Linked DNA regions of Homo sapiens: regions 1 and 3 are each linked to region 2. The links are chromatin contacts, found by Hi-C in ENCODE. All regions are on one chromosome and are shown on one strand. Each heading gives the region's core, a stretch centred on a gene start or an enhancer-like site at or near the end of the contact. The rest is flanking DNA. Distances are from core to core; before and after follow the strand shown. Region 1 overlaps CAND1.11 (a long non-coding RNA gene). Region 2 holds the start of SBF2-AS1 (SBF2 antisense RNA 1). Region 3 holds the start of CTR9 (CTR9 component of Paf1/RNA polymerase II complex).

The links. A loop is a pair of places that touch in the nucleus more often than their neighbours do. Pooled maps may share reads with other maps.
Region 1: a map of gastrocnemius medialis shows a loop between it and region 2 (20-fold over the local background). The contact joins the enhancer-like site here to the promoter of SBF2-AS1 in region 2. A Hi-C loop is called at or near these places in 3 of 168 maps with a recorded cell type or tissue (endothelial cell of umbilical vein, gastrocnemius medialis and mammary epithelial cell) and 8 of 50 pooled maps.
Region 3: a map of CD8-positive, alpha-beta T cell shows a loop between it and region 2 (8-fold over the local background). The contact joins the promoter of CTR9 here to the promoter of SBF2-AS1 in region 2. A Hi-C loop is called at or near these places in 2 of 168 maps with a recorded cell type or tissue (CD8-positive, alpha-beta T cell and naive thymus-derived CD4-positive, alpha-beta T cell) and 14 of 50 pooled maps.

The regions. Positions count from the first base shown.
Region 1 is chr11:10,405,514-10,410,257 of GRCh38, reverse strand. All of the region lies in intron 2 of CAND1.11 (a long non-coding RNA gene), which reads right to left. Among named protein-coding and RNA genes, the nearest start is that of AMPD3, 47 kb to the left of the region's middle. RefSeq lists enhancers at 440-940, 941-1,441. Within about 2 kb of position 3,102, at least 6 of the 41 ENCODE cell types and tissues checked have a DNase peak (open chromatin) inside an H3K27ac peak, as active enhancers do; they include gastrocnemius medialis, where a contact is called at or near this core.
Region 2 is chr11:9,757,031-9,761,809 of GRCh38, reverse strand. It overlaps SBF2-AS1 (SBF2 antisense RNA 1), which reads right to left and starts at 3,517. Exons shown (of 3, transcript NR_036485.1): 1 at 3,307-3,517. LINC02709 (long intergenic non-protein coding RNA 2709) reads left to right here and starts at 2,277. Exons shown (of 3, transcript NR_033972.1): 1 at 2,277-2,381; 2 at 3,967-4,043. RefSeq lists silencers at 3,068-3,187, 3,308-3,707.
Region 3 is chr11:10,748,201-10,752,497 of GRCh38, reverse strand. It overlaps CTR9 (CTR9 component of Paf1/RNA polymerase II complex), which reads right to left and starts at 1,252. Exons shown (of 25, transcript NM_014633.5): 1 at 1,041-1,252. The coding sequence starts at 1,085. RefSeq lists enhancers at 1,365-1,414, 1,435-1,584, 1,383-1,883.

The DNA of each region.
Region 1 (4,744 bases), core at 1,853-4,352, 650 kb before region 2:
GGCAGAAGAAAGAACACGAATTCCAAGGGTCTGAGAGCATCGCCTAAATATGCCTCTAAAACTGGAAATTTCTCTCCAGGCTCCCTATTTCCTTAAATATATATCTATGCAAATTCAGTATTTTACTCCTATATGTATATTTGTTTTAATATAAACATAGGTGGGGGTGCTATTCCCCACCAATGTTCACGTCAAATTGATGCTCCAGGAAGATGACCCATATTTGTCCTAACTTTGTTTGTCCTTCATATAACCTGATGCTAAAAGGTCTCCTTTTAATGTCCTTTGTGAAGAAAAGAATACATGCATTAAAGACTCAAGCAGCAGTGTCAGCTTAGGCCAGGGCCTCGCTGTTGTTGTCCAGCCCACCATTTCTCCAAGACCTTGCAGGTGCCTCACACAATCCACAAAACACTGGGGCCCAGGGAGATCCCCTTCCTTCCACCCAAAATTGCCCTTTCCCAAAGCAATTATCCTTTGCCACCCACAGCAGACAAAATCTGAGAGTTGAAATTCCTTCTTATAAGAACCCAGGAGAGTTGTGAGTTTGAGTCTCCGGTGCTCTGTGATCAGTCCCCAGGGATGCCAAGGGAGCTCTCACATGCCTGTTGGGCATAGCTCTCCCTGGGAGGCATGGGAGGCATCTAGCTTCTCTCCATCCTGCCCAGGAAGGGAGGGCCCCACAGGAAACCCACATCTCACTCCCCCTGCCCTCTGCTTCCTGCTGTCTCTGCCCCTGCCCCATGTCAATGCTCCTGCCAAAGTCCATTTCTGTAACCTGACCTTGTCCCTGAGTCCATCTCCATCCCTCTCTGCCCTGTGGTGTTACAGAACACCCTCCTTGGTCCCCATCCCACTCCACCCCTCGGATTCCTTGTTAGTAAACATGACAAAATGTTCTCCAGCGTAGCAACAGGCAGGCATCCTCGGTGGCTGAGGGCCCCTGAGGACAGGGCAGGAGGGACTGGCTACAGCTCCCAGTTTCTAGCCAGGCCTGGGCAGATTCCACTAGTGAGCTGCTGATTTAATTCCAGACAACAAATGTTATCAAGGCCCACTCTGGGCCCAGCCCTGCACTAGGTCCAGGAGGGGCAGCTATGAAGCACACACAGCATGGCACAGCCCCTGGGTTGGGGTGCAGGCCTGAGAACCCATAATTACAATCTGTGGGTTACACAGATAAGATGCCTGGTGAATGGAGAAGGGCAGAGGGAGTGAGGGAAGGGAGCAGCTATGCTGACACTCAGAATTCCAAGAGCCACACCTTTCCCTAAGTCCTCCACCCTCAGGACCCCCCACACTAAATACATGAGTTGGCAAGCGATGCCCCAACAGCCGAATTAGGCCCACCACCCACTTTATGAGGAAGATGAGCTAAGAATTGTCTACATTTTTTAGGCCGGGCGCAGTGGCTCCCAGCCTAAAAACCCCGTCTCTACTAAAAATACAAAAATTAGCCAGGTGTGGTGGTGTGTGCCTGTAATCCCAACTACTCAGGAGGCTGAGGCAGGAGAATTGCTTGAACCTGGGAGGCAGAGGTTGCAGTGAGCTGAAATCATGTCACTGTGCTCCAGCCTGGGCAACAGAGCAAAACTCTGTCTCAAAAAAAAAAAAAAATTGTCTTTACATTTTTAATGGTTGAGAAAAAAATCTAAAGAAGAATATTTTGTGACACATGAAAATTACATGAATTCCAATTTTGCCACCCATAAATTAAGTTTTCTTGGAACATGACCACATTTATTCATTTACCCATTGTCCTTGGCTGCTTTTCCACTGCAATGGCAGAGTCGAGTAGTTGTGACAGACACCATATGATCCTACGAACCTCAGACATTTACTATCTAGCCCTTTACAGAATAGTTCGCCAACACTTGCTCTAGACCAAAGCCCAGAAAGGGAATTTAAGACCCATCTGGCTGACCACTCTCAACTTCTCTTCCCATCCCGCTCCATTTCTCCTTGCACTGCCCCCGCCACTGCCCTCCACTCTCCACCATCTCCTGTCCTCCCTCCTTCTTCCTCCCACAATTCCCTGGGACCAAGAAATGGGTGCTTATTTGCTTCCTTTATGTCAGATCCTCCCCCTTTCTACTCTAGCCTCATGAGAAAGCCTTAGGGACAGGCACAGGTACCTTCCCTAGGCCAGAGCTTCCCCGTGGAAGTGCTTCAGATGGGCCACAGGCATGCAGCACAATGGTGATGCCCTCGGTCCTCAGGTGAGAGGGCAGCCAAAGTGCACAGGCTGGGTACCTCTAAGGAGAACCTCACCTACAGCTCCTTGGAGGGCAGCCAAGAGTGGGCCCCATCAAACAGCAAGGACAGTGATCTCATCCCAAGCGGCGAGGACACGTCCTTTGGCAGCTTGCTGCATAGTGTGCCACTCCCACATGGACAGAGCCAGAAACCCACTGGAGGAGTGTGTGTCCCTTGCGTCGGGTGAGCACAGAGCACAGACCAAGAGGGATGGGGCCGGGGGCAAGGAGAGCAGGAGGGAGCTTCTGGCAGCCACAGTAGAAATGGCAGCCCTGAATCTGTCTTCACGCCTATGTACAGAAACCATAAAATTCATTGTCCAAAATAGTATACTTTCTTTTTTTAAATCGACTTTAATGAGGTATAATTTACATATAATGAAATGCATCTATTTTAACTATATAGTACTATGAGTTTCTGCAAATGTATACATGGGTGATCCACCAGTGTCACCACTACCATGATCAAGATACACAATGTTGTCATTACCCCCCAAATGCCCCATATGCCCCACTGCAGTCACTCACCCCCACCACTGCCTGAGACAACTACTCATCTGTCTTCCATCACTACAAATTAGTTTTGCCTATTCTAGAATTTCAAATAAATGGAATCATACAGCATGTACTTTTTTGTGTCTGGCTTCTTTCATTCTGGGCAATGTTTCGAGATTCATCCACACTGTGTATGAACACCAAACTGGCACGCTTCTTGTTTGTTTTTTAGCAAAGGGAAGTGCTCTGGATAGTCATGTCATGTCAGAAGAATGAATCAGAGCCCTTCAGGACAAATCAGGACAACAGTCACTCGATGTATATGGGCTGTTCCTGTCTTTCTCAGTAGATGAGCCTCTTTAGTCACCTCCACACTGCCTGCAGGATATCTGATGTAAAATTGCATGTGTATTCTGCAGATTAGGGCTTCACCATTACCTAAGTGCACTAGAATCCAAAAGGTTTGAAGGGTGCTAAATCCAATGCTCATCCCAAAAAATTTCAATACCACATTTGTTGTTTGAAAAAAGAAAATGCCGTTATAGTCTCTATATGATTTCAACTGGTATATATTTTTTAACAGGTGCAAAATTGTTTTTAACTTTTTATCACCAATCTGTACAAACAAATTTCCTGTTAATGATGATTATGGGTACAATGTACACTATTCAAGTGATAGTTACAGGAAAAGCCCAGACTTCACCACTTTGCAATATATCCATGTAACAAAATGGCACTTGTACCCACTAAATCTATAAACATTTAAAAATTAGAAACAAATGAAATTTGAAAAAAGAATGAAGAAACCCTTAAAAATCTTGATCAGAAATTCCATGTAGCCATTTCAAGCCTAAAACTACATAAAAAAGACATGTTAATTTGAAGCAAGCTCATGTTTAACAATAAAATATTTAAATGATTTTCTTTAGAATATTATATAAATTCAACATTTAATATTTTGTTTTGTATATTATTGTAATAATATAACATGAAGAAAATGTGAATTTTTTTCACTAGCTCCCATGTAGGCATTCCCAAATCCCCTTTAGCTGACCCCAGTGTGCCACACGCATATTCTCACTTTCTAAGCGTGTTGTGAACAGGGAAGCATTAGTCAGCACTGCCCCCACACTATGGGAGAAGCCAGTACCCTGGGCTAGGACGCATGTTTCTTGCTAAAGAGACCTCTCCTGCCCTCTAGTGATAATTTTTGTAGCTGGATCTCAGAGGGAAAACAGTGATGTAATGAGTAATTAAATATATCTGTTTTATATTTGCAAAATTGCCATCCCTGTCACATGCATTATAGCTATCTTGGGTCCTGACAGATAAAAACTTTCACAAGCATCCCTCTGTTGCTCCCTGGTGCCTGGGAGGTCGAGCCTGTGGCTTCTCTTCCATGATTCCACCTCTCCTCTCTGCCCTCATCTTCTCCACCCCTGTGGCACGGCAAAGTCTCCACCATCCCCAGCCAGTGACACCACCCTTGCCATCACCTAGGACCAGTGGCCACTGAACCCCCTTCCCACCCTTACCAGATGCAAGGACTGTAGTGGTGGAGAGGGGAGCATGGGCCTGGGAAGCAAACACCTAATTGTTCATTGTACAACAATTTGTTATCAACCGACAAACTCCAGGCATTCAGAAAATTTGGGATTCCCTTGGCACACAGAGGGAAAGGGGGGCAGCTGTACCATAAACGCTTCCCATACCCCTTGTCTCTGTAGAAACCCAGCCTTTTATCCCCAAGCAGCAGCACTTAGCAAGTGGTCACACAAGAGGGAAGGTAAAATCACCACCCATCAACTAAAGGATGAAGTATCTGTTTGAGTTATCAGTATACAGTCACAGAAGTGAAAGATACATGCATGAAAATTAGAACATATCAAAGTTGAGGATCACCTATGCAAACAACAAAAAAGTCGTTGAGAACAGCTGAATTTTCATCTGAAATGAGAACTATAGAATATTTACTATTGAGGTAATTTCTGTTC
Region 2 (4,779 bases), core at 2,268-4,767:
AGCACTTGGTAAAAACTTGTAGAAGGAATGAGTAAGAGTGGCTGAGAGTAGACCATGAGCAAGAAAATCGAGCAGAGGGAGCCTGCTGAGACAGGAATGAGTACAGAGAAATGTGAGAAAGAGAGGAACCTTGAGGTCCTCGGGAGACGGAGAGAAGAGCCACCGTTCCTGACTTTCCAGTTCCAATCTTCATGAGGCCTGAATGTCAGTGCTCTCTGCAAGGTTGTCCACTGTATTCTCACAATTGTACTCCTCATTCTTGAAAACATTTGGAGTTTTCTTTGTTCCTTGCAACAAAAACAACCTTGACTTGAGCAGTATCCTTCCAACCATCCATCCACCCATCTCTCCAACCCTACATGCCCTCCTAATCATTTATACTTCTTTTTTTTTTTTTTTTTTTTTTTTTGAGACAGTTTCACTCTTGTTGCCCAGGCTGGAGTACAATAGTGCAATCTCAGCTCACTGCAACCTCTGTCTCCTGGGTTCAAGCGATTCTCCTGCCTCAGCCTCCTAAGTAAGTGGGATTACAGGCATGCACCACCACACCTGGCTAATTTTGTATTTTTAGTAGAGACGGGGTTTCACCATGTTGGTCAGGCTGGTCTCAAACTCCTGACCTCAGGTGATCAGCCTGCCTCGGCCTCCCAAAGTGCTGGGATTACAGGCATGAGCCAACGTGCCTGACTGATCATTTATACTTCTAATCATCTGTCTACAGATCAGTCCACTAGTCCATTCATCCCTATAAGCATCCATTATCCTAGAGTCCACCCATCACCCATCGATCCATATAACCAACAACTATCCATCCACATGTTACCCTTTCATAACCTCCAGGTAGAGGGGAGTAAGGTCATGAAGGATCTCATCACAGGGCTGAGGCCATCCAACTTTAATGCTGAAAAGTGGGAAGCTATGGAAGGATTTTGAACAGGAAAGTTATATAGTTGGACCTGTATTTTAGAAAAATAACTCTGACAGCTATAAGCAAGATAGATAGGTCTTACTGTCTAAAGGCGGGAAGACCAGTTGGGGTAATATTAAAATATTCCAGATGATGAATTAGGGCAGAGACACAGGGGCTTCAGAAAAGAAGATTCAAGGGAGAGACAGGAAAGCAGCTCTGGGAACAAGCCCAAGCCAGAAGGGCAGGCCTAGATGGAAAACTGTCTAATAGGGGGCCTCAGTTTTGCAATCACCAGCTCAGCCCAAGCACTGTATTTGCCCCAGATCTCAAGTGGAACCAGGCCTCCTGCACATTCTGCACATTTGGGGCAGAGTTCCCAAGAAGCCCAATCCAGAACCAGTCCTCTCTGGGCCCTTCAGCAGAGCACTCTGTCCTGCATCTCAGGTCTCTGAGTAAGTGGTATTTCCAGAGTACACATGCCCCCACCAACTCATCTCACAGCTCAGCCTTGGCTACAGAAAGCCAGGGCCTCTTCTTTGTTAATTTTCTTCAACTCCTCAGAGGTTGGGCCTCCGGCCCAGTGAAGTCAGGGTCTGGGAGGCAGCCCTGGCTCCCTGCCCGCCCACAGAGGATATATTTGGAGCAAGACAACTCCTTCTGGACACAGAGCTTGGGACCCACCCCGCAGGGCTGCCCCAACCAATTTTACTGAGTATCCACGCAGTGTGGTTGTCACTCACGTTTTCACTTGTTAGTTCATTCATTTGTTTACTCATTCATTCATTCCACAAACATTTATTGATCTGCTGGTATGATGCAGCAGGTACAACAGGATGTGTGGTGGGCACATATCTGTATATGTGTGTATATGGGTATCTCTAAGCAAGGATGGCAGAACACACTCTGGGTGCCCTCCCTCAGGGTTCAGTGGTGATGATGACTCACACTCAGGTGTATATGGCATCTGTGGGGACCTGTGTGCAAGTACATGCAGGCACGTGCTCTCTGAGGAGGTAGCTATGACTCAGTGGCACGCGGCATCTGTGGGTATCTGTGTGGATATGTGTCTGAGTGCAGGCATGAGCATAGGCGCTTGCTCCCCAGGGGGTGGGGGAAGTGGTTGTGACTCAGCTGCACATGGTGACTGGGAGCCTACAGGCCAGCTGTGACTTTATGGCTTTGCTTATTTGCCAAGCCAAACAGTTAGTGTTGGGCGTAAATATTCTATCAGAGTGTGCATGGAATAAGTCCTGAGCTAGGGACCTCCAGCAGGCAGGAGAGACTCAGTAGTCTTGGCCCAGCAGCATCTGTCCCCCGCCTGCCCCCTCCACCGTAGGTATACAGGTCCTACCCTCCCTCCCTCGCCCTCTCCACTCCTGCCTCCTGGAGACTCAGCGAGCTCGTCCCTCATTGACTCTACATCACCCCTCACCCACCGGTCCCAGGTGCACACACGAGACCAGGCCCAGAGGTACAGGGCTGTGGCCTTCGAGCTGCCAGCCCAATCCATTTTTCTACCATACCAAAAACCCCTTCTTTTTCAGCCCTCATGACCGCGTCTTCCTCCAACATCCCAGCCCCGGTCGTAGGCTCGGCAAGCCCGCTCCAGGGCCCACTTCCCATCTCGGCGGCCGCAGACCCGCTGCCTCCCCATCGGCGCGGCCCCATCTTCACCTCTGAGCTCCTTGCCCCTCTCTCCCTGGCTGTCTCTGTCCTTATCTGTCCCAAGTCTATCTTTGTCTCTTCTCGAGCCGGGCTGTCTGCAGCAGAGGCTTCACCAGAGTGGAGGTGCTGACAGAGTGCGGGGTGTGGGGAGGACAATCTGTGTCCCTTCTTGAGCCTTATCGGGAAAACTTAAGTCACTGCTCAGGGCTCAGACTGGAATTTCGCCCTAGATGACCTTGCTGGGTCTGCTGGGGCCTCCGCAGGGACAGCCAGGGTCAAACGAGTCAGGAAACAGGCCCCTGCTTGTGGGCCGCCTGCCCGCCCTCATCCCAACCAGGCCGCCTGCAGCGCCCTCGGCGGGAGACGCCGGGGAGGGGAGAGAAGGGAGGAGACGGGAGGGGCGGCCCCGTCTTGGGCACTCGCAGGGACTGGCGGGAGGCCGTGTGGGGCTGGAATCGTGACCACGGATGCCGCAAGGCCACAGGGCCCTCCTCGGGGTCCCGGCCGGAAATCCTCAGGGGCCCGAGGAGGAGCCGGGGCGGCCACCCGACCACCTCCCCGCGGGCCGCAGGCAGGCGGCGCGCCGTACCCGCCGAGAACGCGGGAAGAGGCCATCGCGTCTGGACACCTGGGCTTCGTCCCAGAGCCGTCACTGCTGTGTCCCCTTGGGCAACTGCCTAGCTCCCTGAGCCTCACTTTTCACACCTGGAACATAGGAAAATTGCGCCCACCTTCTGGGTCGTGGCAGATAAAATGAGTTCACGTCAGGGCTGGCTCTCAGGAGGCGCTCAGTGCTCGTGGCTTTCCTCCCCGGTGGACAGAACCCCGGGGCAGCTCCCCGCGCCCTGACGCCCAGAGCGGAGCGGCCCGGAGCGGAGCGACCACCGCACACTGGACCCGACCCTAGTCGGCCCCGCGCGCCCGGGTCGGGGCTGGAACCTGCGGGCGTGGCGCACGCCTGCCACCTGGCGGCGAAGCCCCCAGGCCGCCCGTCCCGCCCACGGCTGCGCGCGTGCGCAGGCCTGCACCACCCAGTCGCCCCCACCACGCCGCGCCCCGCCTCCCTCGCCCAGGGACTTCCTAGGCCACGCCACGCCGCTCCACCAGCTCAGGGAACCCCCTTGGCCGTGCAGACCTGCGCCACAGGGTCGTTTCCTCCCCTCCTTCCCTCGAAAGCGTATGCATTTCGTTGCCCCTGGAACTGGGGTCATTTCAGGACCTCCCAAGGAGGGTCAGGATGGTGGTATTGGCCTTAGGGGACGCGGGCTCAGGTTGGCGGTTGAACCGCATGTTCCTGTTTCAAACAAACCTAAATGTAGGCCTGGAAGGCTGTGCACTGAAATCCTAGTATTAGGTTGGTGCAAAATTAATTGCGATTTTTGCCATTGTAGGTTGTCTGCAGAGTGAGATTATGGCGAAGCATTTTATTCTTTTTACAAACCTGCTTTTTCTCAGTTTTCCACATTGGGTATGTATTGGTGATAAGGAAAAAAAAACTACAAAAGATATTTTTTGAAAAAAAAAAATCACATGGAGAGAGAGAAAAGGGGACGAATTGGCCTATCAAGGGGGTTTCCGGAAGTTAACTTTCTAGTATCTCTGTTTGCATGTAGACTCCCAGGGTGCCCTGGGAGAAATGGAGAAATGAAGCCCAGGACATGAGGCATTGGGATGGATGGTCCATCTTTCACATGTGCTGGGATTAACTTCCTTTAAGAAAAAAGGAAGGCAAAAGGGTTCCCAGCCTTAGGGTTGGGTGGGGTAGAGGCTCCAAATAAACCAGAAACTCTTGAGTAGAGGTGGTCAGTCATTGCTGTCTGGTTCAAGCGCTGATTGGACCCAAGGGGACCAGATCCAGGATATATTTGAGAACAAGGAATTTATTTCAGAAAGGGGCCACTCAACAGTCAGCATTTACTAAGAACCTGCTTGGTACAGGGTGCTGGAACTACCACAACGAGGCTGCCCCTTCCCTTAAGGAGTTCTGGGCTGACTTTTGGGAAAGTTCATCAGCGGTGACGGGTAGTGAGTGAGGCAGATCAGCAGGAACATTACAAGCCGCAGGAACCGTCAGCTGCTGATAGAGGCCCTGGGAGGTAGAGTGGAGAACAGCTCTGGCCACCACAGCTAATGGCCACCAAGGGAGCGACAGGACCCTTGAGGGGAGAGCAGAGGCTGGAGGTCCTTGGGGTCTACTGGGAGGT
Region 3 (4,297 bases), core at 3-2,502, 990 kb before region 2:
TATAATAAAGTTAAAGCACAGAGAAGCAAACAAACCCTGCTACTTGTCCCCAGATCACTGGAACTATAAAATACTAGAAATGGTCTGCTTACTAAAAAATAACAAAACAAAATCCTACTTAACATAGAATCCAAGTAAAGTGCAGATAAGCACCCTAGAGACTATTATGCCATAGGTCTGACTCCTTGAGATGCATGACCCTACAAGCCATGCAAAGTTGAATGCCACTGCACACATTAATCATGGAGGTGGCACCTGCGTGTAACAGACAGTCCTGACTGTAAGCACAAAAATAATAATAGGAAAATGTCCTGGAATTAGAGGTAATGACTATACAACTTTGCGAATACACTAAAAACCACTGAATTTTATACCTCAATATTATATCTCAAACAAAAAAAATAAAAATAAAAGATATACAAGAAGACTGAACATCAAAGCTGAGAGCTTTACTCAGACAAGCCACAGGCCACCCATGAATGAGACATAGGTAAGCGAGAGGAGGTTAAATTTTATCAGCACACAGGGGCGGCTAAATCTTGGGATATCTCGTTGAAGGAGAGTTGGTGTAGAGAACACAGCGCACCATGACAGACTCGAGTTTCTAAGGGAGAAGAGGCGACCTCCTATATATTCCCAGGGAAAGATCTCGAGTTTGAGCAGCAAGCATATAAACCCCGGAAACATCAGCGCCCACCTCTGTAATCTGCGAGGTGTTTTACAGTTTATCGGGTACTCTCACACCTCTGCTCCCGTGGGTTGGTTAGGAAAAGAGTAGCGCACTGTCAAATTCGAACAGGCTGGAGAGGAACTTTCAAGAACTCCTTCTCCGAGTGGCCCTGAGGCTGCAGAGACGCGGTGCCCCCAGCCTGAGAGGGCACAGGGGCTGAAGAAGATGATGATCAGACCTTGGCCAGGTATTTCGATCAGGGCTCTTAGGGAAGGAGGATGCTCTCGCTTCAGAAACGAAGTCGAGCGAAGTCGGTGGGGGCGATCGTACAAGTTCATGGCCCCCACCCGCCTCCATACACGACACTTACCTCGTCAGTGTCCCGGAGGGGAATCTCGATGGAGCCCCGCGACATGATGGGGTCAAAAGGCGAGCAAGTGTCTCGCCCCGCCGCTCCGCAGCCGGTAGTCTCCGCTTCAGGCTAATCCAGAGGTGAGTGACGGCTCCGGCTCTGGTCTTGACTGCCGCCCCGCGGCGCCGCTGGAGCTCTGGCTTCTCCTTCCCGTCAGCCGCTTAAACAACGAGCAGCGGACGGCGGACGGCCACTTCCGGCGACCCCGCCCCCTGTCCCGGAAGCACTCCCGGGGGAGCGTGCCCTACGCGAGCTCAGCTTGTGGCTCCGGTGTTTCCGTTTTGGGGTTGGCGGCTCCGAAGCTTTTGTTGGCGTGTCGGCTGTAGGGTGCCCCGAGAGCCTGCAGGACCTTCGGAACCATCTGGCGTCTGACTCTCCTCAGCGCTGGCGCGGCCCCGAATGAAAACTTGGAAGGCGTAGCCGCTTGGTCCCGCGGTGGGCGGGGCCCCTGCCTGACGTGGACCTCTCGGGATGGGCCTGGCCAATCCTGTTTTCTTCCCAAGATTGTTAGGGATAATTCAGTCATTCGTTTCGCAACCCATCTTTTGGCCCCCGTTAGGTGTAAGTCATACCTGTGATACCTTTGTGACTAGTTTAAATAAAAAAATTTACAATTAATTCGGTAATCATTGTGATAATTCATGTCTTATTTTTTTTAGTTCTTCGAAGCATGTAAGAAGATCTAGTATATTTGTGATTTAAGTAAAATTGCAGATGAGGCCAGGCGCGGTGGCTCACGCCTGTAATCCCAGCACTTTGGGAGGCCAAGGCGGGCGGATCATCTGAGGTCAGGAGTTCGAGACCAGCCTGACCAACATGGTGAAAACCCGTCTATACTAAAAATACAAAAATTAGCCCGGCGCGGTGGTGGGCGCCTGTAATCCCAGCTACCAGGGAGACTGAAACAGGAGACTCGCTTGAACCCGGGAGACGGAGGTTGCGCTGAGCCGAGATCAGCCACTGCGCTCCAGACTGGGGATCGATCGAGACTCCACCTCAAAAAAAAAAAAAAGAGGAAATTAATTTTAGTAATATATTTTATTTAACGTAATATATCCAAAATCTCATTTCAACATGTAGTCAATATAAAAATTCAGATAATTTTTACATTTTTTTATACTGAGTCTTGAAAATTCGATATGTATTTCACATGCATACACTGATCTCAGTTGCCTGATTTTAATTGGAAATATTGGATCTGTGTTTAGATTTTATAAAGTTTGCAGTTGAAAAAATAGGTTCACACACTTTAGTTTTTCCAAAATTTAAATTAAAAAAATTCCTAATTAAATTCCTTAATTGGATTAGTCATATTTCAAGTGTTCAATAGCCACATGTGGTTAGTGAATACTGCATTGGATGGCATCAGACAGTATTTCCCAGAAATACTGTTTAATATATTTTAAAGTTTATAAAGTAAGCATTAAACAAAAGTACACATAGTGGTGATTGTTATTCTCCATGCCCAAAAGCCTCCCTGATATTAAAAACTCTATTGATAGGTTTGGTTTTTCAGTTATTCGCATCCAAAGGCATCATACCTGATAATGCAGAGTGCTATGATTGAATAGTTGGGGCACTCAGTTTAGAGTGGGATTTGGAGGAAGTGACATTTAAGTTGCATCTGGGAAAATGAGTAAGGTTTGGCAGGTAAAGTATGTAGGGGAATGTGTACCAGACAGAGGGGACGGCATGTTGGGGAAGAGCTTTGAGAACCTGCAAGAAGGTCATGTGACTAGAATGTAGAAAATGAGGGGGAGAGTGGCATGAGTTGAAGCTGATATAAGAAGTACCCAGACATGCTGGGGTTTATGCTTATAAAGCAAAACTGACATCTTGTCCTGTTTCCAAAATGAGTGAGTGTACATATTACTTCCCACAGGAAAAACAAAATACTTTGTGTTCTGAAATAAACCGTGAAACAACAGTATCACACTCTGTAGTCTCCAAAGTGAACAAAACTTTCAGCATTTCCCATATATTACTGACTCTCTTACAGTTTAATTGCTGACTTTTGTACTGCTACAGTCTGAAGATATGTGGGAGCTTGGGGTCATATGGCAATCATATGAGAAAATTGCTCTTTTCTCACCATGAAGCAACTAACTGTAAACCTTGGTGTGTGTTCATTTGATGTATCAGTCCTTCTAAAGCGTAAATTCACCTGTATACTTTTGCAAGTGTTTTTGTAAGTAAACTTTTTTTCTAAATGCTTTTGTCCTTCAGAATTTCTTTTGACTTAGTATATATTAATGATTTGGGGTTTTATCTTACATGCAAAGTGATTGAAATGCTTTAAGTGATGTGTATGTGTCAATGAGAGGGAGAAAGAATAAAAGAGAATTGGTTTTGGCCAGGCACGGTGGCTCATGCCTGTAATCCCAGTACTTTGGGTGGCCGAGGTGGCCTATCACATGAGTTTAAGAATTCAAGACCAGTCTGGGCAACATGGTGAAATTTGTCTCTACTAAAGATACAAAAATTAGCTGGGTGTGGTGGTGCACGCCTGTTATCCCAGCTACTCAGGAGGCTGAGGCATGAGAATCACTTGAGCCCCAGAGGCGGAGGTGAAGGTTGCAGTGAGCCAAGATCATGCCGGTGCACTCCAGCCTGGGCGACAGAGTGAGACTCTGTCTGAAAAAAAAAAAAAAGAATTGGTTTTAAAAGATTGTTCTGGCTATGTTGTGAAAGATGGATTGGAAAGTGTCTCGAGAGGATGTGGGCAGACCACTTAGGAAACTGCTGTCTAGGTCACAGATGATAAATAGGAATAGGTTTAAGACAGTGGAGGTGGAGAGAAGTGGATGGATTTAAGATTATCATCTATCTATCTGTCTATCAATCATCTGTTGATACCTTAGTCACTAGGACTTGCCAATGTATTGGATATAGGCCGGGGTCACTGAAAAAGTAGTGTCAAGAAGGACGTCCAGTTTCTGGCATGAACAACTGGGTGAATGATGTGTCATTTCCTAAAATAGGAAAGATTAGTGGAGGAGCACATTTGGGCAAGGGTAGACCACTAGTTGGATTTCACATGTGTTGTTTGTAGTTTGTACTGTCTCTGCGACAGCCAGATGCAGATTTCAGATAGTCTAAATTACAGATCTGTAATTTAGAAGACAGTTTCTAACCTGGAGAAATAGGTCTGAGAGCTATTGGCATAAAGATGAATTTTAAAACTATGGGATTAAATTAGATTAGATAACCTAGGG